Linked DNA regions of Mus musculus: all the other regions are linked to region 3. Evidence: chromatin loops called from intact Hi-C (ENCODE). Cell type or tissue: heart. All regions are shown on one strand. Region 1 has its middle 17 kb from the start of Emb. Region 2 overlaps Gm6416 (predicted gene 6416). Region 3 has its middle 70 kb from the start of Emb.

Region 1 (8,000 bases), 87 kb after region 3:
AGTGCTCTTAACCGATGAGCCATCTCTCCAGCCCATATAACCAGTTCTTAACACGTGATCTTGTAATTATCCGCTTTCTCTGTCATCTAGCTCCCTGGATGCTGAGGTCAGATCTGACTCACATGTATGTCCCATGTTTTATGACATAATTGTTAACATAGATGAATAAAGGAAAGTTAAAAGCATAGACCCATGTTCTTCAGTTGTTTCCGTCTCTTAAGAGCACGTCCTCCACACAGCCCTCACGATGAAAAGGGTTTGGTTCTTACCGGCTTTCCTCCAGAGACACTCCAAATCAGTGCAAACACATCTGTGGCCTTACCTTTTTCCCATGGGTGGTGGCAGGCAATGATCCATGTCCCGCACTTGTTTCTTTAAATTTTGACAATATGGCTAATGATTCCCATAAAGACCTTTACCTTTTTAAACAGCTCAGTATCACTCCATTCTTTGGTTGCTCAATGCCAGTTTACCAGTTCCCAGCTGACTGCATTTCCATTGGTGTTTATGCTCTTTAATGTAGAACCAGTTCAAAATTAAACCATTGTACATTTATTTAGTAGGCTATATGGATATGCATATAGAATATAATCATAGGAATCATTTGTTTTCCAAAAGAGAGTTGCATTTTGATTCCAGAAAGATATTGGCACAGTATCTTCCTTCCAACTTGCTTCATTTTGCATTCTAACCAACAACCAGAAAGCCTGCTTACTTGTATTAATGTCTATAGATCAGATTCTTGGTCATTGTCAATATAATAACTGAATAACATGGCAAATAACATGGCATGACTTATTTTCTTTTATCATTCCTTTGGGTGAGCACTTTTTTTTTTTTTTTTTTTTTGAGACAGGGTTTCTCTGTATAGCCCTGGCTGTCCTGGAACTCACTCTGTAGACCAGGCTGGCCTGAAACTCAGAAATCCGCCTGCCTCTGCCTCCAGAGGGATTAAAGGTGTTCGCCACCATGCCCAGCAGGTGAGCACTTTCTGCATGATATAACACCATGTGCAAACCTTGCTGCAGGCCAGATCTAGTCTGGCTAGTTCTACCAGAACCAGAATCATTTGAAGCAGATTAGGCATTACTTGAGATCATTAAAAAACAACCACAAAAGTAAACTTCCAGGGATGCCAGAAATTCCGCAATAGACTGGACTGAAAGGGACATCACTGACACCGCTCCCGCAGCCATGAAGTGCAGAGATTGGATGGCCAGCATCGCAGATGTCTCTGTCTCAGATGCAGCTTGTTGGATGCTATACCTGGTTCTTCTGCTGCCACCTACACCAGAAAGATGGGAACACAGCTTAGCTCATCTCCAAAACAGTCTCACTAGGGTGTGCCTGTGGGCCACGGTCGAGGTCGAGGCCACATGCTTGATTCCTAGTTGCAAGAGAGACTGGTCACCAAATACTGATCTCCACGGGGAAAGCAGGATTCATAAGGTGACAATTACCTCAAAAATAGGAATATATTCTAACTATGAAGAATCTGCCTCAGTACTCCACACTACCAATAACAACTCTACTGGAGACTTAGTTACTTCAGTATTCCACACTATCAGTAGCAACTCTATAGGAGATTTAGTGACTTCAGTACTCCACACTATCAACTGCTTTACTGGATACTCGGTTTCTACGCCTCCATCCTATAACACCGTCCATTCGTGCTCAGTACAAGTACATCCTTAGACCTCAGGGAAGAACGTGTCTCATTAGAGGAGATCCTGACTTGTGTAGGTGCGTCCTTAGATCCTGGGGCAAAAACTAGCACTACCTTCACTTGCTAGATCCTTTTGCAAAATTTGCTAAAATCAACCAATTAACTAAATTATTTATGTTTACTCTAACTGCCCTAGTTTCTTCCTGTGGCTGTGATAAAAATAGCCTGAAGGAAAGCAATTTAGGAGAGAAAGGGTTTATTTTAGCTTCTAATTCCAGATGACAGTCCATCGTTGTGAAGAAGACAGGGCAGGAACTTGATGCAACTCACCACACGCGCAATCAGAAGCAGAGGAAGAATGAATGCGTGCCTGCTTGCTCACTTGCGGCTCAGTTTTTACTGTCATTTGCAGTTTAGAACCCAGCCCATGAAATAACGCTGCCCACATTCAGGGAGTGTGCTCCAACCCCAGTTAGGCCAGGTACGAACATCCCTGTTCAACCTGGTGGCTCACATATTTTATCCCAACACCCACGAAGTAGAGGCAGGTAGATCTCTATGAGTTTGAAGGCAGCTTGAGCGTTTCAGACGAGGGATACATATCAAAACTTTGTCAAAGGAAGACAGAGAGAGGGAGAAAGAGAGTGAGTGAGAGAGAGAATAAAAAACAAAACAAAAACAAACAAAAAAACAAAAAAACAAAAGTTCCCAAATATCTACCTTTATAACTTGATGAGCATGCTCAGAAGTAAACCCACTTTGATAATTTCACAGAGAGATTCTCCAAGGAGATTCTAAATTGTGTCAAGTTGACAGTTAAAACCAAAGCTCACACCAATGTCACTTCCCTTGTGATTCCCCTCATGTTACATCTTACGAAGAGTTAGAGATTTATCATCACATTGCTTGTGTCCTTAGTCACTTCTGTGTAGGGGAAACTTGTTCCAATGCAGTATAGAAATAGCCAGCATGCATAGCACTTCCGCTGCCATCCACCCAACATCGTGACTAAACATTTTACTCAAAGGTGACATGCCAGATGCAACGGCCTGATGTTCTGCTATCGCTCGGCACCAAATATAAAATATCACACGTTACTGATCAAGGATCTAATCTTTAAAAATTTTTTCTAATTTTTTTAGACCACTTCATTTTAAAGAAAGCTTTCAACTCACACCATTTTTCAGTCACTGCCAAGTTTATACTATGTGAGTTAAATTTTATAGTACAGCATATTAAAGACACGACAACTTTCTCATGAGGATAGATATGTAAAAGAGGATGCACTAGAAGCAGAAAGTAGTGTCTTGGCAGCACACTTGACATTTGTGTTTTCTCTTCTCTAAGATTTGGCTACGTCTGGCCATCACCTGCTCTGATTCTGGGTTCTTCCAAAAGTGCCTATCCAGGAGGATGCTTCGGCCTTACCCCTGTGACCTCCTCAGGACTGGTGACTTCTCAGTCCATTTCCCATGAATGGGTCACTTGAGTGTGTCACCCTTGCCAACATCGTGTCTGACCTTCCTGCCTTCTAATTCTTCATCATGATGAAGACAGCGTGTCCCTCGGACAGCAGTGCCTTATAGATGATGAGACTGTGTAGACACTGGGTCAGCCTTTCTTTTAGATCCACAGAACACAGGGTTGTAAGAATTAGATCCACAGATTCCCTAATTTCTACTGCTTGGTAACTTGGCTCATAGAAAGTGGTTCCCAGACAGTATGATACAAAATGACCTCAAGGTATCATTTCTAAACTGTCAGCTTCAGCCACATAAAAAATGACAATTTCTGGGATATGCGGTTCTGGTATGACTAGTGGATCTATGGCCTCTCCTGTCTGTCTGTCTGTCTGTCTGTCTGTCACAGCTTTCTGTGAGCTTCTCAACCAGTGGACCAAATGCCTAACACCCTCAAGAATAGAATTTTTTTTTTCTGCCCTCTGTAGTTAGAAAGCCACATTCAAATACAAATGTTATTTGTTTTTTGGTTTTTGTTTTTGTTTTTGTTTTTTTTTTTAAAGTGGGTGACATAATCAAATTGGTTGGGCATGTCATGTGGTCAGGCCACATTCGAACTGTGTCATCTGTCTCTGCCTTGACATTTGGAAAATTTAATGTCAGTGCCCACGTCAGGCCACCTTTGTGTTGTGTTTCTCAAAATCTTTACCTGAAAGTCCTAATCTCTAGTACCCTGGACTGTAATTTTTAAAAACAGGTTATTAAATATTCCTCAAGATGAGGTCATATTAGAGCTGAGGTCAGGAGCTAAGACCCACATGGAAGCTTTGTTCCCAGGACCTGAGAAGGTGACTGTGTTTGGAGATAGGACCTTTAAAAGATAAGGTGAAATGAGGTGAAGAGTCTGAGCCCCAAGCCAGTATGAATTCTCTGTTTCCTGTGTGTCCACGGTGACCTTCTCTCCTGCCCACTCATCCTTAATATCTTTACAAGAAGAAGAAGAAAACAAGTGGGATGAGTCAGTGCCTGAAGCTGCTGGCCACCGGGGCTGACAACCTGGGTTCCATGCCAGGACCCACGTGGGAAAGAGAGAACCAACTTCTACAAGTTGTGCTTTGATCTAAACACGTGCTATACACACACGAGCGCGCTCGCACACACACACACACACACACACACACACACACACACACACACACACCAAATAAAATGAGTAAGTTGACCACACCAAATAAAATGAAAATTAGAAGGAAGTGGGGGGTCGGGGAGGTGGGGGCGCGGGGAGGGACACCAGGAAGGATGGGAAATCATGGAGACAAACCCGAAACAGCAACCGGGAGAAGGTCGCCATCTGCTGGTCAAAGAGAGAGATAGCAGGTGAAAGCAAACACCTTGATTGTGGATTTTCAGGTCCCAGATCTCTGAAACAAACTGCAGGTTAAGGGACCCAGTCTGAGCTATTGCGGCATCTCCAAGTGAGTAACACAAACAGCTACGTGCTACAGCATACCATAAACCTGAGAACTAATCGGCTCTAGCCTGGGGATCACGTACTAGCGTGGCACACGATAACTGTAGCTAAGATGACCTCACAGCTAGTATCAGTACGACTGTTACCCTGCAGGTGTCACGTGGCATTTGTTAGTTTTATGTTGAGGATGGGAATACAGTGTATTAAGTAGAGTAAGTCGACCACCATGCCTACTGCATGCTTTATTCTTTAAGAATGTAAGGACATTTTACATGATCCTAAGAGGTGATACTAGTTTAGACTGGCTGTCTTGGCTGGCTTCTACTGGGCCTTCCCTCCTACAGTTTCATATTCTGAGACTCTAGCATAGGTGTTATGCCAAAACAAAGCATGCTAATTCCAGTTATGCATACAAAGACTGAGCTATTGCCACATCGCTGACAGTAGGGCAAATCTGGACAAGGAATCAAATACTCACTTCCTGAGCAAAGAGAAAACCCTGGACTTGATTGACGACTTTGCTTAGCGCCCTGGTCATCTAACTTTGGTTTTCTTGATTATATAGATGAACATTCTTCTTGACTATTTTGCCCTAACGGTACTATGTTCTGACGAGTCCTGTACATTCTTATGGACCCAAGATCCACGGATGACTTTCTGGGTTTTCCATGTGTTACAGTAAGCTTGCCCATGGAGCTTCTGAGGTTTACCCATTTAATATCATTTTCCAGATCCCCATGCCTAGCACAGGTAAGTCCAAATCTACAGCTTCTTCTGCATCCTCAGAGAGGAGAGGCAACAGGGATGTGTTAGGGATGCTGATTTTCCTATGCGCAATCAATACATGTTAATGGACCCTATAAGTGATATGTCCCCTCCATGTCCTCCCAAGGAGCAAAATAGTAGGTTTTCTAGTTTATTTAATGTTTGATCTGAATACATCCAAATCTCTGAATATATATTTATTCCAATAACACACCTTTTCTATATTTTTGGGGACTAGCTTATTAGTAAATTCACATTTTCTTCTTGAATTTATGGCATGTTATTACTCTTCTGTCCTGGCCAAGTGTGCCTCAATTGAAAAAAGTCTCTTTTGTCCAACTTCACATTTTCCCCCGGCCACATACCCAACCAGAGACACTCAGAATGTACCTCCACGGTCATTTGTATGCTTTTGTGGATGCCGGTTGGAAGTGTGAGTCTTCGGCTCATAAGGTATGGTCTATATACTGAATCGTCTATATTCTATATCCAAGTCGCAGGGCCATCCATGCAGGTGACTGTGAATCACTTCATGGCTTGGCTTGGCAGTTCACATGACAGTCTGCCCACAATGGGCTAGTGTTTAGAGAATACCCATGTGAGTTCATATCACCACAATATAAACAGAGACTCAATGAAGTTCACATTTTTATTATGGAGGAAAACAGTGCAAAGGTAGCACACACTTTTAATATCCACACTAGGAGTCTAAGGCAGAGAGATTGCAACTTCAAGGCCATCCTGGGCTAAATAGCAAGGCCCTGGCTCAAAAGCTCAGAAAAAAAGAAAAGAAACCATGGAGGGGTTGGAGAGATGGTGCAGTGGTTAAGAGCACTGAATGCTCTACTAGAGGTAATGATTCAATCCCCAGCAACTACATAGTGGCTCACAACCATCTGTAATGGGATCCAATGCCCTCTTCTGGTGTGTCTGAAGAGAGCGACGGTGTACTCATATAAAATAAATAAATCTGAGAAAGAAAGGAAGGAAGAAAGAGAAACAGAAAAGAAAGAGAGAGAGAAAGAAAAAGACAGACAACCAGACAGAAAGAAAGAAAGAAAAAGAAAGAAAGAAAGGAAGGAAGGAAGGAAGGAAGGAAGGAAGAAAGAAAGAAAGGAAGGAAGGAAGAAAGAGAGGAAAGGAAGAAAGAGAGGAAAGGAAGAAAGAGAGGAAAGGAAGAAAGAGAGGAAAGGAAGGAAGGTAGGAAGGAACCATGGGAGGAAAGAGCGAAGGGAAAGGAGAGGGAGGAAGGGGTTGCAATTACAATACATTTTCTACTTTGCTGGAAAAGCTTCACTATATCCTAAATTATAGGTAGCATAGACAAGATAGGATTGAATTGAGATGTAGCCACTTGTATTTAAAGATGACCAACTCTAAACAAGAGTAAAGAAACTAAGCTGAGCAGTGATGGGCACTACACACTATTACTACTACTACTACTAATTTACTTTACACCCCGATTGCATCTTTTCCTCCCTCCTCAAGAGCTCTGTCCTTCCCTCTCATCTCCTCTTACCCCATCCTCCTGTCTTCACTTTCTCCTCAGAAACAGGAAAGCCTACTATAGATATCAATCCACCTAGGCATACCAAGTTGCAGTAGGACTAGGCACATCTTCTTGTACTGTGGCTAGACAAGGTAGCCCAGTTAGGAGAAAGGGATACAAAGGCAGGCAACACAGTCAGCCTGCCCCCGCTGTTACAAGTTCCACATGAAGACCAAGCTGCAGAACTAGGTCTGCCCCAGGCAGATTCTCTGGTAGTCCAATCTCTGTGGTCCTGGAACACACCTCCAGGATACTATTTATCCTAGAGGCAGAGGCAGGTGGATCTCTTGAATTCAAGGCCAGCCTTTGTACAGAGTGAGAAACCCTGTCTATCCTCCTGGCATGAACACCTATCTGCTACTTTCAGCTCGAAGTGTTCTGAGTATCGGTGTACTGTAATTACTAGAATAAATTAGTCCTGTTAACAACCGTTCAAATTACCGTCTTGCAAGGAAAAGGCGAACACCATCACATACTCTCCAAAGCATCCTTTTTGATTTTAACCTAAAACTTTCCAGTGCAATCTGAGCATGCGCAGACTTGCTGCCATCTTTTTTTTTTTTTTTTTTTTTTTGACAGTTGAAAATCAAGAGCAGTACTCCTGCCTTCCATTTGACTCTTCTTTGAACTTGTGTTCCAGGACCCTGAGCTAACCATGTCCCAAGTCGGATCTGCCATCTTTCTCCTTGAACTGTGACCTTGGGCTGAGCAAGCCCAGGAACGGATCCCTTAGCTGAACAGAGTCAGGGATTTGCCTATTCTGAAGGGCTTTCTTGCAAAGATCTAGGGCTGCGACACATACTTACGTGCTTGACAAGGATATTGTTCTGTAAATAAGTCCATGTTCTCCTTACCTATTACAAGTAATCGACCTTTCCCTACATCGGAAAGAGAGAGAGAGAGAGAGAGAGAGAGAGAGAGAGAGAGAGAGAGAGAACACTATTATTTATTATATATAAGCACACTGTAGCTGTCTTCAGACACACCAGAAGAGGGCATCAGATCACATGCCTGTTGTGCTACTGAAACTTTTTGCCTGCAGGAATCTACCTGTTCATGGGGAGAAATCTGAGGTGCTTCACCTGGCAA
Region 2 (8,000 bases), 160 kb after region 3:
GGAGGAGCCAAATGTTCTACATCTTGCTCCAAAGTCAGACAAGAGAAGATTGACTTCCAAATGGCTAGGAGGAGAGTCTCAAAGCCCACCCCACAGTGATGCCCTTCCTTCAACGAAGCCATACCTCCTGATAGTGCCACTCCCTGGGCCAGGTATATTCAAACCACCACATCAGAATAAACACTTTTTGACAGCACAGAATGCAGACATATCACACTGAAGGTAACTAATTACCCAGAGGCTATGGAGCAGACAAGGTTGGACTATCCAGCCAAGGAGAATAGGATCGAAGGTGATGAGAGGAGAGCACGATCTTCATGGGAGAAGTAGTTTGAAAGATAAGAACTTATTAAAACTTTGATACTGTGAATGTGAGAAGTACGGCTGAATAGACACACGGAGTCCATTTCAGCATGATGGAACAGGCTACAGTAAGCATCATGGCTGCTTTCTAGCATTTAAGACATCACTATGTCAATAAGTAGCCCATGTGACTCAGTTCAAGATGGGGCCTAACTGTACCCCATTGGGATCCTCAAGCCTTGAGAATCCTCTGCTCTCCTAGGTGCCCTTCCTCTGTTTCTCTTACCTCTGATTTCTGGAATTCACAGGGGAGAGTTTAAGAATGGACCAGGGTAGGGTGGGGAAAGGCCAGTGAGGGGCTCATGAATGTTGTGGTTCATGTTGGCATAAGATATATACAAGAAAGTAAGATCAAGCCATTCCACCATGAATAGGTGAAGGCATTACTAGTTGTTGAAGAGCTACCGGAAGGTGGCTGATGCTGGGACAGGGAGAGCCAATTTTCTTCAGGGACATGGCCACTGATAAGTTACTCATGCTCCAGTGGTCGGCTCTACACCCAGGTCCATATGGGCAACACTGATTAAACCTAATAGAATATATTTATATTCTATATCTATAATACTATTGATTATACACTATAAAAATACACTGTATATTTTATATACTCAACTTTATATATTATATACAAAATACATAATATATAAATATAATATATTGTAGTTTATATATAATATACTCTATATATCTATGTATACACACACACATACACACATATGAAATAGACATGAATCAAGAAGAGAATTTGGAGTGGGAAAAGTGAGGAGTGGATATAATCAACATGCAGCCCGCACAGTACTTGGGTATGAAATCCTCAACAAATAAAGTAAATAACAATTTGGTAATTAAATAACTTTAATGTTGCAACACAGCTCCAAAATATTCTATAGTAGAACTATTTTTACTATAGTAATATCAACATAAGCATTTAAAACCTTAATGAATTATCAGTGCTAGACTTATTTGTTTTGTTTCTAAATTAATAACTTCTTTGAATTGATTTTAAAAACATGTTTTCATGCACAGTGTCACAAACTTATAGTCTTAATATTTGTGAGCTTGAGGCAAGAGGATTGCTTCAAGTTTAGGTCAGGCCGGACTACAGAGTAGGACCTTATCTCAAATAAATAAATAAAACCAGACAGAAAATACACCATTGGTCCCTGCTTCCTTAAAGGTAGTACCCGAGTATCAGAAGTTTTGCATTCCTTCTGATTAGCATAAGGTGGGGGAGGGAGGTCAGTATGCATAGTGGGTTCTTAATGCTCCACAAGCTGCCTCTTCAGTTTGTTCAGGTTTAGGTGCGGATCTGCAGCCTCTGATGATCTTTGCCTGCGCTCCCTCCACAGCCAACTCCAAGTTTCAGCCAGTTTAATATCCACACTTCAAAATTCCTGACCATTTGGCCTTTGACTGTTTCAAACCACTATGAGCCAGCTTTGGCACATCACGGTTCTTAGCTCATTTCAGGACGGTGGGATGGTACAACCTCAGGGACTTCCTTCGGTTGTACCATCTGCAGGCTGTAGATACCATCAGTGTCTAGCAATGGGATCACTGTTGTCCTAGGTATTGATGGTAACGGAGGCTGTCTTTTATCTTTATACATATTTTACCAGGAAGTAGGAAAAGAAACACTGCTAGTTATTTGACAAGAACCCCCAAACTTATTTGACATGTGTAATACGACCTAGTCGTAGGTTTTAGGTGACATGAAGACAGCAGTGGGGAAAGGTAAATGGCTAAAGCTAATCCTTTTTCTTCACGTTCAACTTCTCTTCCCTGATTGGGATTACAAAACATTTCATTTCTTTCCTTTATGTAAAATTAACCACATGACAACATCTGTGCCTAAAAAGTTAACTTGGTAAGCATGCATATTATAGGGGAAAATATCTTTACTTAAGCATAGAAAAAATAACACAGACTGTGGTGCAGATACATAAACAAGCTGCCTACGTTTCCACAACGGGATCAGTGACCCACCCACAGCAGTGAATGAAACAAGTACTTGTGTTTTGTGACAGTTATCTGATGCACCTATAAATTATAATAATAATAAATGAATTTGGCTTACCACAATTATATATCATATATATGTAATCATTATATCAGGAATTAATATATATATATATAATCATTACCACAAGTTATATATCAGGGAGAATAAATAATTCCAAGTCATCCATATTAATAATATTGATAAATGGTAAAAATCTTACATTCAGAAAAAAACAAGACAAAAACAGAAAAAATACTTTTTTGGTTTTTCATGATCTGGAACTCACTCTGTAGACTAGGCCAGCCTTGAACTCACAGGGATCCATCTACTTCTGCCTCCTAAGGGCTGGGATTAAAGGCATACACTACCATCCTCAGCAGAAAAAAGTATCTTTTAGTAGAATCTTTGAAACGTTTACGTATGCTGGCCAGTGCATGCTTTTAATCTTAGCTCCAGGGAGGCAGAGGCAGGCAGATTTCTGAGTTCAAGGCCAGCCTGGAGTACAGAGTGAATTTTAGGATAGCCAGGCCTACAGAGAAATCCTGTCTTAAAAAAATTAAAAGTATAAACAAACAACAAATAAAGCCTCTTCAGTAAATAAGTGTGCATACAGGTGTGTAAATGTGTCATCTGGCGTCCATGACAATAGTAAACACCAATCTCATAAGGTTGTCATCGTCACCTCAGCAGGTGAGAGAAGGATGATGCCACAGACCACTGGGAGCATAACTGGGGGCTAGTGAGATGCCTGAGCATGCAAGTGCCTCTGCCCAGCTTGAAGCTATGAGTTCAATTCCCAGAACCCACGAGGTGGGGAGAGAACTGTCTCAAAGAAGTTGTCCTCTGACCTCCACACACACCATTCCACACGGACACATGAATGCCCACTTACGCGAGTACACACGGTAGATAAAATGATAGCACACTCAGCATTCATTATATTCTAATTATTTTATTTCCTAGCTAAGTAATGAACACATTTTTGTTAACTGTTTTGTTCTTTTGAAACAGCTGAGATATTCAATATCTGTAAATAATCAAACATTTAAAATGTACTGATAAGCCTTTGTAGCTCCACAGATATTTGTGCTGTTTAAGCAGAAGGTGACAGGATATTATTTTGTGCATAAAACCTTCATTTGCTACCTTGCTTTTCAAGTCCAGGAATTATTTTTCTCACTATTTAATTACCAACATGTCACAAAAAAAAAATCATTAAGGACTTTTCTACCCAATTTCAAAGTATAATTCTCAGCATGATCAATGTACAAACACTCAGAATTTATAATACAGAACAACAGATGATATAATTTCATCTAGATTTAATATGATAAAGATACAAATTTAATTTCTCTGCTATTCACGATCAATACTTTGCCCAGGAAGGCATCCAGGGTTTTTATAGTCAAACAGGTTGGTGATGTCATGTGGGTGTTGCAGAGAATCACATGCACACACCTGTGGGGGTGAAGAGACATACCCATACTGTAATATTCAATTATGGAAATGGAGTTGATCCATGGGGCACAGTGAAAATCAAACAAGAGTCCTTGTTTTCTGCAAAACCAACTGAACCACTGAGAAAAGAGGCCAAATGACCATCAATCTCTACCCTAGGAATCCCACTTGGTAAATCTCAAAATTGAAATTGTATGTTGGAATTAAACACAATTGAGGTAGCCCTAATGTAACTGAAGAAAAAGTATTTTTCTTCTTCCTTCACTGGTCTTTAGGTCAAATACAGATTAAAAATTGCTTTGCAATAAAATGGGCTTTGGGGAGAAATAAATAGCAGCTAGTTATCGATTTTCCAGCTTGCAGACCCTTTCTTCAGTCTCTCAACCTTTTGTAGCCTTGCCTCTCTGCTTTTTGTCTTTCTATGCCTCATTTCCCCAAGTTACAGAAAATAGTGAACATTATAAATGTACTTATACAAACAACATCATTTAAATAATGTAAAGATATTTAGTGGAATCTATTTTTCCAAGGCAATCTACATGTGACTGAGAATTTCCTCTTGAGATGACAACGTTTCCCATCACAAAAATCTGAAACTGGGTGTTTTCCACCAATGTATTCTCAATTGAAAAAAAAAAAAGATGACAACTTTAGGTGATCTTGGACCGGAAGAATGATGACTATATATACAGAGTACTTGACTCACAATGAACACAATTTTGTAGTTGTGGCTGTGGATGTTCCTGAGGGAGTAGAAAGTTTGCCTGGCAGACAGAAAGCAGTGGACTAATCTCCAGCACTAAGTAAGCTTGGGTGTGGTGACACACAGTGGTGACATACAGCGGTACAGACAGGAGAGTCCGTTTATCCTTAACTAGTTCCAGGCAAGTTTGGATGACAATAAGGCCCTGTTTCAATAAACAAACAAACAAAAACAAACAATTTAATAAATAATTTGTTATTACTAAAAATTATTTATACTAATTTATTCTCTTGACAATTTTATATATGTATATAACATGACTGACATCACTCCCCTTTCCCATCTCCCCATTCCCCATGTTTGTCTGTTCCCTCCCCTGTACATCTCTTTCTCATATTTATATCTATTCACTTTCTTCTGTGACCCACTGAGTTTAACTGGGGCCATCTGTGTGCTCATGGGTTTGAAGTTATCCATTATTAGCACCTGGTGAGCTCAGCTATAGGCATGCAACTGAAGTCAATGACTCTGAGAATCTATCAAAAGCCAATTGTGCAGCAATCAAAACTGGGCTGTACCAGGTCTTCCTCCCTCCATGCCTCACAGTTGGCAAGTTAAGTCTTATGTGGGTTTAACGCAAGCAACGAATTGTGAGTTCACCATTGTGATAGCTGTATTTAGTCTAGAGGGTGGCATTTATCAGTCCTTCACCCTATCTCCTGACTCTGACATAATCACAACCCCTCTTTTACAGTGTTTTCCAATGCTGTAAATATCTTGTTTAGGAATGAACCCTCAACTATCATTTGTTCTCAGCATCCTGGGCAATGGTGAGTCTCTGTGTTTACTTCCATTTGCTACAAAGACAAGGTTCTCTCACTAACACAGAGAGTGGCTTTTGTCTGTGGGTATAAACATAGATATTTAAAATGTAGTTTGGTCTATGTCAGTTTGGTTAAACAACAGTAGTTGTTGTTTCTTTGGGCTTACAGTCTTCCTAAGCACAGATTGCCAACCAGGCTTACAGTATCAGACATGAGTTCTCTACATCAGTTACTGTGGAGCAGGCCATAAATCCAATCATAAGGTGATTGGTTGCCTCCATAGCAATCATGCTGGTATTGCACAGATGGATACATACTTGTCTGGCATATTGGTTCTATGGTTTGTAGGGTTCACAGTGGCGCACACCGTTGATCTCAGCACTTGGGAGGCAGAGGCAGGAGGATTTCTGAGTTCAAGGCCAGCCTGGTCTACAAAGTGAGTTCCAGGACAGCCAGGGCTACACAGAGAAACCCTGTCTCAGAAAACAACAACAACAAAAACAAAAAAACAACAAAACAACAAAACAAAATAAAACCCAAACCAAACCAAACCAAAGATTCCTTTTCTCTTCCAAAAGCCCACGTAGCTCTTCCAAGCACTGTAAAACCAGCCAGCAAGGAGCAAGATTCTAGCTCAGTCCCATCTTGCTTTTACTCCGTACTACAATCAAACACGTGGTATCTTAAGCAGTTCATTCCCTCTAGTTCTGGTGGACATCCAAGATGGCTGACAAGAATCTGCATTATGTTAGGGGCTCTGGGGCTTTCGTGACGCACTCTAATTGAGGAGTCCCATACCTGGGACTAGGACTTGTTTAGTAACCCACTTCTGCTATGAAAAGCATTAAGTAGATATTCAGAGCATCTCCCTTCCATCTCTCTCTGGTATTCTGTATTTGGGTTACAAGATAGTAAGTTTCCATATGGCTTTTCCATACACCTCTTGTTTTGTGTTATTCTCCCCCCCATTCACACATCTCTCCAACCCTGACACTCCCTTCCTAATTAAACATTTCCACCTCCAGTATTCCATGTCTCTACTTTCTGGTCTGTTATTAAATTAGCATCTTACATATATAAAAATGATGCTACATTGTGGTTTTCTTGCTTTTTACTTCCTGTTAAGGATTGAGTTACAAATGTGGTCAAGCTAGATCCTTCATATTGATCTTTACCGATGAGTTTTTGGATTCTACTGTTTTATAGTTTGATAAAGTATCACAAATAGACTCATTGTATGAAAAAGCACAGCAATGCTCTTAAAATAAATCGAATTTCAATTTTTGTGAGGAATACCTGTCTTTTCTTTAGGATAAATGTGTGCTTACTAACACACATAGCTCAAAAGGGTAAACTCCCTTCCCAAAATAGTTTGTGAGGGGAAATTTCCCTTTCTCATCTGCTACCACCACATTTCCTCCAAACTAGAGTAAACAAGTCCTCCACAGTGACAAATGCTTAGTTGTCTTCCAGAGTGTGGGTGTCATGCACCTGCCCAGGAGCCCATGCTCACACCTGCCTCTCAGATTCTGAGCCTGCTCCTGGAGTCTTCCACTGTCACTGTCACTCTGGTGTCATGCTAGCTGGTGCCAGCTGGGCTCCAACACAGCCCTCGTTCACTGTCCACAGGGAAGGGTGTCCTCATACCAGGCATGCCCTGACAAGCCATACATACAGTGGTGACTTTTATAGCCCATGATGTATATAGGCTGTCTATCCTGTCTGAAAAGGTCAAATCCTGTCCCACAAAACAACACAATCAACACAATCAACTCCTTAAGAATGATGTCGGAGGTTGACTTTAGGTCTTCACAAACCCGGGTATACACATGTATTTAAACACACGCACACACACACACACACGCACACACTCTAGAGTAATGCTTCAAATCCATTTATTTTTAAAAATGCGGACACAATCTCTTTACTGTCAGTAAATTAGTCTAGTTTAGAGGCTTTCTCATAGCTGTGTCTCATCATTCAGTTGGTAGAATGCTTCCTAGCATACTTGCCCTGTGTTCAATCTTCAGCACCACATTAATCAGGTTGGTGATACATGCAATCCACAGCTACAGACTGAGTTTGAGGCCAGTCTGAGATACATGAAATAACTTATTTAAAACAAACAAATGAAAAAACAATGAAACACCCCTAGTCAGTTGGTAAAAAGGTATTGAAATAACAAAAAATATTTTTAGGAGAAAGGAAATATTTCACTTACTGTACTCTGGAAACACAGTAAGAAAAAAAAAAAAAAAAGAAAGACAAGAAAAAGAAATCACTAGTTCTTCATCCTCATGAACTTTATTGAGGTGAAATTTACACGTGCCAACATGTGCCCCTGTCAGTGAGTCCTGAGCAATGCCCACACTCATGTGACCCCTAACATGACCGAGACTGTTTGGTGTATTTGCATCACACTCTAGACAGTTCTTCCTCTTGTGTACTTTTCTGTCTTTCGCCCCAGACAAGGACTGGCCTTGCCAGCCTTCACTTTATATCGCTGCAAAGCCATTTTTTCCATTCTATATGTCCATATAAATAATATAGAAATCACACACCACATATGTGTGCACAGTAGCTTCTTTAGGGATAACTCTGAGCTCCACACAGTACAATAGAATATATAAGTAGTTTATTTCTCTCCATG
Region 3 (8,000 bases):
GATGCTCCCTCCTCAGACATTTCTAGGAATCTGATATGACCTCTGTCTGAACCCTTGTCAGAAAAGGCATTCTCATATCTACACAAAAGCAAAGCTGAGCCCAGCATGTCCTACGTAACTTTTCGTAGCATTAACTAATCCGGTTAATAGAGTCAATGTTTCTTTGGCCCTTAGTTTATCTATCATCTCTACAAGGAGGTAAATTCAATCAGGATAAGTACCTCATTCTGCTTAACATACTACATCTTAGACTAAAACTGTGACAGTCAAATGGAACTAAATAGAGACAGAAAGAGAAAGGTAGAGAAGAGATACAACTGACAGAGACAGAGAGACGATAAATACAGAGATAGATATAGATAGATAGATAGATAGATAGATAGATAGATAGAGATAGATAGAATGCACAAATTAGATAAATATATAGAGGTGTGTCTAGATGGATGGGAAGATATCAAGTAAGCACGCCTACATAATTATACTATAAAATGGGTGAATGGATAAGAAAATTATATGTTGCATTTTCCTCATAGGATTATGTGTCCTATTTACACATAGGTAAGGTAAAGTGGTCACATGAGAGATTTGACAAAGTTTTCCTACATAGTTCTCAAACTTCCATTCAGTAAATTATTATAGTGTTGATTTAATTTTTACTTAGAAGAAACAGACACCTTTGTTGAGATTAAACCTGAAATTTAGTTTTAAGGTTCGCGTCTGCTTGGTTCGGGGGTTTGAGCTGCTGCTGCTGCTGTTGTTTCATTTTGCTGCTGTTTCTTAGTTTGTTGGGAAGAGAGTGAGTTGGCTTTGTTGTACCTCACATGGACGGGGCAACTTTTGGGCTCTACATGGTTTTTAATAATATCTATCCTCTTCAGAATTCTACAAACAGTCTGATTCTAGAGGACTTTAGGGTTGATTGGATATGGACATTTTACAGACAGGAGTGTAATGTGTTGCTCAACAGGTCTTTCCATAGCCAATCGTACAGGAAAGATGATAATCTTCCTAAAGAAAAAAAGCCTAGGGCAGGGGCATGCCATGGGCTGATAAGGATGGACTTGGTTCACCCTGTAATTTGTTTTGCATGCCTACAAAACATGCAAAACTCTACAGCCTGAGTGACTCACTGCTGGTTCCCTCATTGCTGGAGACAGCCTAGATAAAAAGAAAAATAGGAAGAGGTTAGAAACACACACACACACAATCCTGCAGTGTATGACTGCAACTATATAATTGTAAATTATCTCCTGTGTCATATTTACTTTCAGTGTGGTGAAACCTTCAGTAGAATCTTCACCTGTCTTTCCTATTTCATAGGGAATTAAGAGAAAGTATCTTTCCCGCATCTTAAGATAATATAGGCAGAGAAAAGGCATGAGCCTGTTTGAAAACCCAGAGGGCTGAGACGAAAGGATGGACCATCTAGAGACTGCCATATCCGGGGATCCATCCCATAATCAGCTTCCAAACGCTGACACCATTGCATACACTAGCAAGATTTTGCTGAAAGGACCCATATATGGCTGTCTCTTGTGAGACTATGCCGGGGCCTGGCAAACACAGAAGTGGATGCTCACAGTCAGCTATTGGATAGATCACAGGGCCCCCAATGAAGGACCTAGAGAAAGTACCCAAGGAGCTGAAGGGATCTGCAATCCTATAGATGGAACAACAATATGAACTAACCAATACCTCTCCCCCCCCACCCAGAGCTCATGTCTCTAGCTGCATATGAATAAGAAGATGGCCTAGTCGGCCATCAGTGGAAAGAGAGGCCCATTGGTCGTGCAAACTTCATATGCCTCAGTACAGGGGAACGCCAGGGCCAAGAAGTTCCTGGGAGTGGGTGGGTAGGGGAGTAAGTGGGGAAGCATGTGGGGGATTTTTGGGATAGCATTGGAAATGTAAATGAAATAAATACCCAATTAAAAAAAAAGAAAGAAAGAAAACCCAGAGGGTCATAGTTGTGCCCTAGTGACAATTCACGCAGACAACCTGGCTGGAGGAGCAACACAGAATAAGAGGGTTGGGGAGTCAAACTCACGGACTCGATGCTTAAAAGCAAGACCCTACTTGACTTGAGATTCCAGAAGCTGTTCATTCAAAAACTAGCAGAAAGCGGCCCCATTTTGAGAACAACTAGCTATGTGAGAAATTTTATCTATTTTTAATTCTAGAGGTTATTTATTCAAAGTCAAGAATATTTCATGTTGTATTGAAAACTGCCATTCAGCTTTCTTCCCAGTACAAGCCTGTCAATGCTTTAAAGGCAAAATGGCTTCTTTCATGTGTGGACTTGCAGTGCTTAGGACACTGTTGAGAAAGTAAGAGTCACTAAATTGTGAGAATCATAAACAAAGCTTTTAAATCGCATTATTACCATCCCCATGATTTGGGATGAAATAACATATACTAAATATGTTGTGGATAGCCCTGGGGCTAATTATTATATTTGATGTTAATTCCGTTCTCCTGTGAGTGGCTGCAAACAAGGAATTAGTCAGCACTCAGGTGATTTCCTGTAAACCTGCTTCCCACCTTAATTTATAAAATAAGGAGAGCTGATGATTAAGCAGATACGGTGGAGCAGAAGGTGAGAGAGAGAAGAAGGAGAAAATGGAAGAGGGGGAGGATGCAGAGGAGAAGGAAGAAGAAAAGCAGAGCAGAAACACATGGCCTGGAGAAACCGCAAGTTCTAAGGGGTCTCATAGATGGAGAAGATGGTGGTGTAGCGGTAGATCTGCCCAATCTAGGCGCACAGCATGTATTCACATTAACTGAGTCCTGTTTTCATTGCCAGGGCATATTTTTGCTGGAGGCTTACCACAACAAGAATATATCTTAGTTATGTTGATTGAACCTTGAGTGATGCTTAGGGTCTTACGGAAACAACAGTCTCAATACTTCAGCATGCCTTTATTGTAAAGATGCTGGGTGTGGTTGATCAAAGGAGAAGTGGGAAGAAGACTCTAGTTTAATTCACAGTTCTCCTCCCCATGTTTTTGCAATGGCTATTTTGTCTTTCAAACTATAAAACATGGGCTGAAGGTAGAGTCTAGGGAAGAAACAGAGGGAGAAAGTGCTGTCTCTCAACTAGGTTATTATCTAATTCCCAGAAAACACCGTAGCTTCAAATCATGATCTCTCTAAATCTCTTAACTGCCATGCCCAGATGTAAGTCCCCAGGATACCTAAGGCTTTGCTTTGATAAGAAAAAACACTAGCCGATGCCTGGTGCTCTCATTCATTAGATATCACTCAGTGTTTGCCATAGGTAACTTACCAAACCCCGCCACACTCCACTGTAGTATAAAGAAAAATGGAAAGAAAATGAATGTATAAGTTCTGATTTAAGATCTCCATTCAACGTTTTGCCACAAATCCCCAGATTTTGCAAAACTCACTGTATAGTTTGAGTTCGTTTCTTTGGGATCACACTTATAAAATCAGCCGAAATGAAGGCCATTCAGCTCCTGGCTGTTAATAACTATCATTTGGACTGAAAGGCATCCAGCCTAAGTTCACTCCTGTAGATAGTGGTCGCCTTTCTGAAACATACTATTACATTAATTTGAGCCCATTTAGTCTGTGTGTGCAACTGTAGAGACAGAGATACAAAAGGAATCAGACCTTTGAGCAAGTTGATACAATTAAAGCAGAAAAGTTAGATTGATAGATAAATTTCATGTACTTTAGATTAAGAGCAAAAACATTAGCTAATTCTTATTCTTATTACACGAGGAAACTTCCGTCATTTTCTTCCTACAACTGATTTTAATGAACAAGTTTGGAGATTGTGAATTCAAACTGTATTTTCACTCAATCGTTAAAGTCAGAATGATGTCATAGGGCATAGATAGCAATATGCTACCTTCTCAAAGCCAAGATAGGAATTAAAGCTTTGGGACTGAGGATTTGTTTGTTTGTTTGTTTTTTGTTGGTGGTGGTTTTGTTTTATTTTGGTGTGAGTGTGTGTGTGTGTGTGTGTGTGTGTGTGTGTGTGTGTTGGTGGAGGTGGTGGTGGCATTGCTGCTGGTGGCGGTGGTGGCGGTGGCGGCGACTGCACCGGAGGCAGCGGCATCAGTTTGGTTGATTGGTTTTTGGTTTGGCAAGACAAGGTTTCTCTGTGTAGCCCTGGCTGTCCTGGAACTTGCTCTGTCAACTAGCCTAACCTCAAACAAAGATCATCCTGCCTCGTGTTGGGATTAAAAGTGTGTGCAGCCCCCGTCCCTCACGATATTGGTTTTCTTAATTGTAGCATTGCCGACGTTAAGTAAATTTGTATCGTTTCTGCCACACCTTTGTGCTCTTTCATAAAGTTGAAAAACTGGGGACAGTGATATTAGCAAGGTAGAAGAAGTCAGCATCCTCATTCCTCTTGAGAAACAGAAACCAAGGAGAACGCACATGCACTGCAGTCATTTGTGAATACAGGTAAGATGTGGCACGTTACCTAAGCCAGAAAAGCAAGAAGAGCCACATGAAATTGTTACCAAGAGAAACTACACTTTATCTTACCTTTTCCTAAAACCGGCATAGCTTAGGTCCCAGAGAGGCTTCTTGGTCACTGACTTCTCCTAGGGGCAGAGAGTGAATCTGTGACTAGGCTCTCAGCTTGTCAGTTTGTCCTTCAGTAGCTAGGTTCAGAGGCACCTCTGACCAGGTCCGAAAGGAACTGTGATTATGCAGGTGCCTAGAGCAGCAAGCAGCCAAGAACAGGAAGCGGGGATCACTATATCGCTAGCACCAACCTTTGAGGTTGGGAAAAATGTAGGGAACTGAGGCTCTCCCCTCACCCCAATGAAAGAGAAAGAGTACCACGTGTCTCCAATGTCCACTCTCCCTTTAGGATCCTGCTAAAGGAACTGACATCCTCAAACACCAGAGGGCGCAAGAGATCACTGACTCCATGAAAAGAAGACGAAGAAAATACGCTTAGGGCAGCTGGAAAGAACCTCGTTGGTCAGACTGATCAATGAGGGTCGTGTTATTAATATTCTGGGTGGGTTGGGTGCCTTTACCAGGAGTAGATGAGACGCTCTTCAAGTGCTGACAGTCTCGGGTTCCCTTCGAGCAACCACGGCCTTGAGGCTGAGGCTGCACTGGCTTTCAGCTCCAACCCCTGAAGCTAGAGGCCCGCTTGCTCCAGACCTAGAGGCTCTCAGTTTGCCAATGCATTGCTCTGAGTCTTAATCGCTAAGGGTCCCAGTGCTTGCCAGCTACTGTAACTCTTTGCAGCGAATGGCAACAGCAGACACTGGGTAGCAGGAGGCAGCAAAGGGTGGCGACTCTTAATAGAAATAGGCTCAGGTTCTGAAACCTTCGCGCCACCATCATTAAACGTCACCGCTCTTGAACAGCCAGTGACTGCTCTCGGACCTCAATGCGTGTGTCTGAGATCTTGGCAACTCTCTGCAATGCTTCCAGAGAGTGGGGCCTGCAGTTTCTCTCCCCTGGTTCTTCACCACCTTCTGTCTTTATTCATTTTTGGCTTTTATCTCTTTTGCCTTCTCTTAACTGTCACGGTTCCCTACTGTCTCTAGCGTCTTGCTCCATCCTTTCCGCCCTTCCCCTCTCACCCCTCATTACTGTCAGTGCCCAACACCACCAAGGCAGCGTCCACCATCCTGCTTCCCGTCACAAAGTCACCCCACCTGAGTGTACTCAGTTTATTACTGTCAAGATCAAAAGTCAGCAAGAAAAGGCAACGTGGGGGGGGGGGGGTACAGTTTATGCTTCTGACAGGAGCATGTCGTCCAGCTGAATTGCAAAGGAAGCTAAACAGCCATTTATAGGGGGGAAATGGTTATAGCGAGAATGTTTGGACCAAAGAGACATGCAAATGAAGAAGTAAGTTTGCACCAGTCATGACACAATCCCCTATGAAAAGGAACATGGTGTTTGCTTCCCTGGCAAGCCTTCCACCGGAATAACAAAAGAAAGGTTGCATTTCTAGCCTCACAAAAAAAAATGGCAGCAGCATTGTTCGGGTGTTCGTTAGAACTGGTAAGGCAAAAGTCTGGAATAAGCTATTTAGAGCAGCTGTGGCCAAGGTAATCCCATCTAGGGCAAGATTTAACAACAAACAACTGTGGCTGTGATAGGCCTTCCTCAACGCATCCATAGAGTGAGCAAAGCATCCGAGGGCATAAGGGAAATGTGAGGTGCTGCCTGACTCCTAATCTTGCTCATGGAAACTGCAACATGTAAGAAGGGCCTAATAGCAGTTATTGAGGAAGCCAAATCACCCAGTCGCCAACACCTTAGCTGGTTTAAAAGAATTGTACACATTAAAAATGGGTTTGTCAGAAAGACACCATTACCCGTTCCTTAGCAGTGTTTAACAATGCTTAACTCCTGCCCAGTGCTTGGGGGACAGGGGGAGGTCCCTCTAATCTATCCCCGTTTATCTATGTGCAAGCATCTATGAATAATTCCTTTAAGAAGGACTTGTTTCTTCAAATGTGTAGGGAAAAAAATGGCAAAAAACAGAGAGAATGAGGAATGCATACAGAATTGAGTGAACAGAACGAACCTAGATAAGCCTGGAAAGTCTGAGGGGTCCTGCCCAGGAATCTAAACTACTCATCTCTAAAGAGGCTGCTGAGTTGCAACAGAACACAAACCAATAAATAAATTGTGGAAACAAAATGAGTGTATCAACCTAAAGATAAAAGTTATTTTTAACGAGAAATTCGACCCTGATGATCAGGAACAGCCTTGGTTCGAATCTCATTCCCAGCCCCCTAGCAGATCCCGTGCAGGGGTCTGTCTGCCTCTGTCCCTACTCCCTGGGGACTCAGTTAATCTCTTTGTGCCCACTGCCAATACCCTGAGGCATCCTCTACCTGGGCACAAGCTGGCCACTCCAGCCTGGGAATCTGGCTGGCTTTAATCTTCATCCTCCTTTCTGTCCTGGTTGAAGACCCCCTATTCCCATTGGCAAGCCTGCAGCAGAACACTTTCAGGGACCTTCTAAACCCCAGGACAGACTCAGATTTCCTCCTTCCAGTCGTACTTCTCAGCCCATCCCCTCTGTCGATCCCCAATACCTAGAATCACTTTCTTCCCAGGACACGCACGCACACACGCACACACACAGGCACCACAGCCACAGCTGGCAAGGACTCAGTAGCACCCCCTACAGGCAACCCACAACCAGGGCATTTTCCCAAGATCCAGAGAGGGCAACTGAAACCAATGAACAGAACGTCTACTCAAAATGACAAGATCAAATGGAACACCTAGAATTAACAATCTTCCCAAACCAACATGTCTGGCCACCATTGCAAAAATACACCACCATTAACTCTCAGGGAAAAAAAGCAACCCTATGAATGTGGGCCTTGAAAACTTCAGTGTATATGTAGCAGAAGACCTCCAAATAGCTCTTATGAGTGTGTTCAAGGCCCTTAAGGAGAATATGAAGTCTATGCAAACACGAGCCTTAAAATGAAATGATAGGAACAGTTCACAGCAGGAAAGTAGATACTGCTCACAGAGGTAAAAAATGAAGTCTTCTCCAATGAAGTTCTCACTGGGGAGGCAAGCCACACTTATGGGCAATCCCCACACACACCAGTAGATGGCCAACACAAAACAAGCTCAATGGTGTTTTTAGAGGGCTGTAATTTGGTGTGTGTGTGTGTGTGTGTGTGTGTGTGTGTGTTATTTTGTTTTGTTTGATCTCATAATACTTTGTATGGATTTTTTTAATTTTATGTCTTTTGCTTATGGATTACGGTTTCTTGTTTTGTGTGTTTATGGCATTTTTGTGTCTGAGTAGATATGTTTCTTGTGTTTTTTCTTCGGTTCTTTCTTCCACTTGTTTGTTTTATCCTATTCAGCTTTATTTTTATCTTATTTATTATTTTTTTAGATGTCTGTTTTCTTTTTTTTTTTTTTTTTTTTTTTTTTGGTTTTTCGAGACAGGGTTTCTCTGTATAGCCCCAGCTGTCCTGGAACCCACTTTGTAGACCAGGCTGGCCTCGAACTCA

Evidence for each region. Hi-C counts contacts between places; a loop is a spot of excess contacts. Peaks named below come from ENCODE experiments on the same cell type or tissue, not always from the same donor. Only the 100,000 strongest peaks of a DNase experiment are listed, where the experiment ranks them.
Region 1: a loop joins it to region 3, with 12 times the contacts of the local background. A loop is called at or near these places in 36 of 42 quality-filtered maps.
Region 2: it touches region 3 in a loop (12-fold over the local background); 5 of 42 quality-filtered maps call a loop at or near these places.

Annotation. Positions count from the first base shown.
Region 1 is chr13:117,199,541-117,207,540 of GRCm38, reverse strand. No RefSeq gene overlaps it. Among named protein-coding and RNA genes, the nearest start is that of Emb, 17 kb to the left of the region's middle. In heart, a CTCF peak has its summit at 4,494 (motif pointing left); no DNase peak of the experiment used is centred here; H3K4me3 peaks cover 305 bases.
Region 2 is chr13:117,131,184-117,139,183 of GRCm38, reverse strand. Gm6416 (predicted gene 6416) reads right to left here. Exons shown (of 4, transcript NR_046023.1): 4 at 3,300-4,731. Among named protein-coding and RNA genes, the nearest start is that of Gm6416, 5.2 kb to the right of the region's middle. In heart, a CTCF peak has its summit at 4,651; no DNase peak of the experiment used is centred here.
Region 3 is chr13:117,286,717-117,294,716 of GRCm38, reverse strand. No RefSeq gene overlaps it. Among named protein-coding and RNA genes, the nearest start is that of Emb, 70 kb to the right of the region's middle. In heart, a CTCF peak has its summit at 4,887 (motif pointing right); no DNase peak of the experiment used is centred here; H3K4me3 peaks cover 748 bases; H3K27ac peaks cover 726 bases.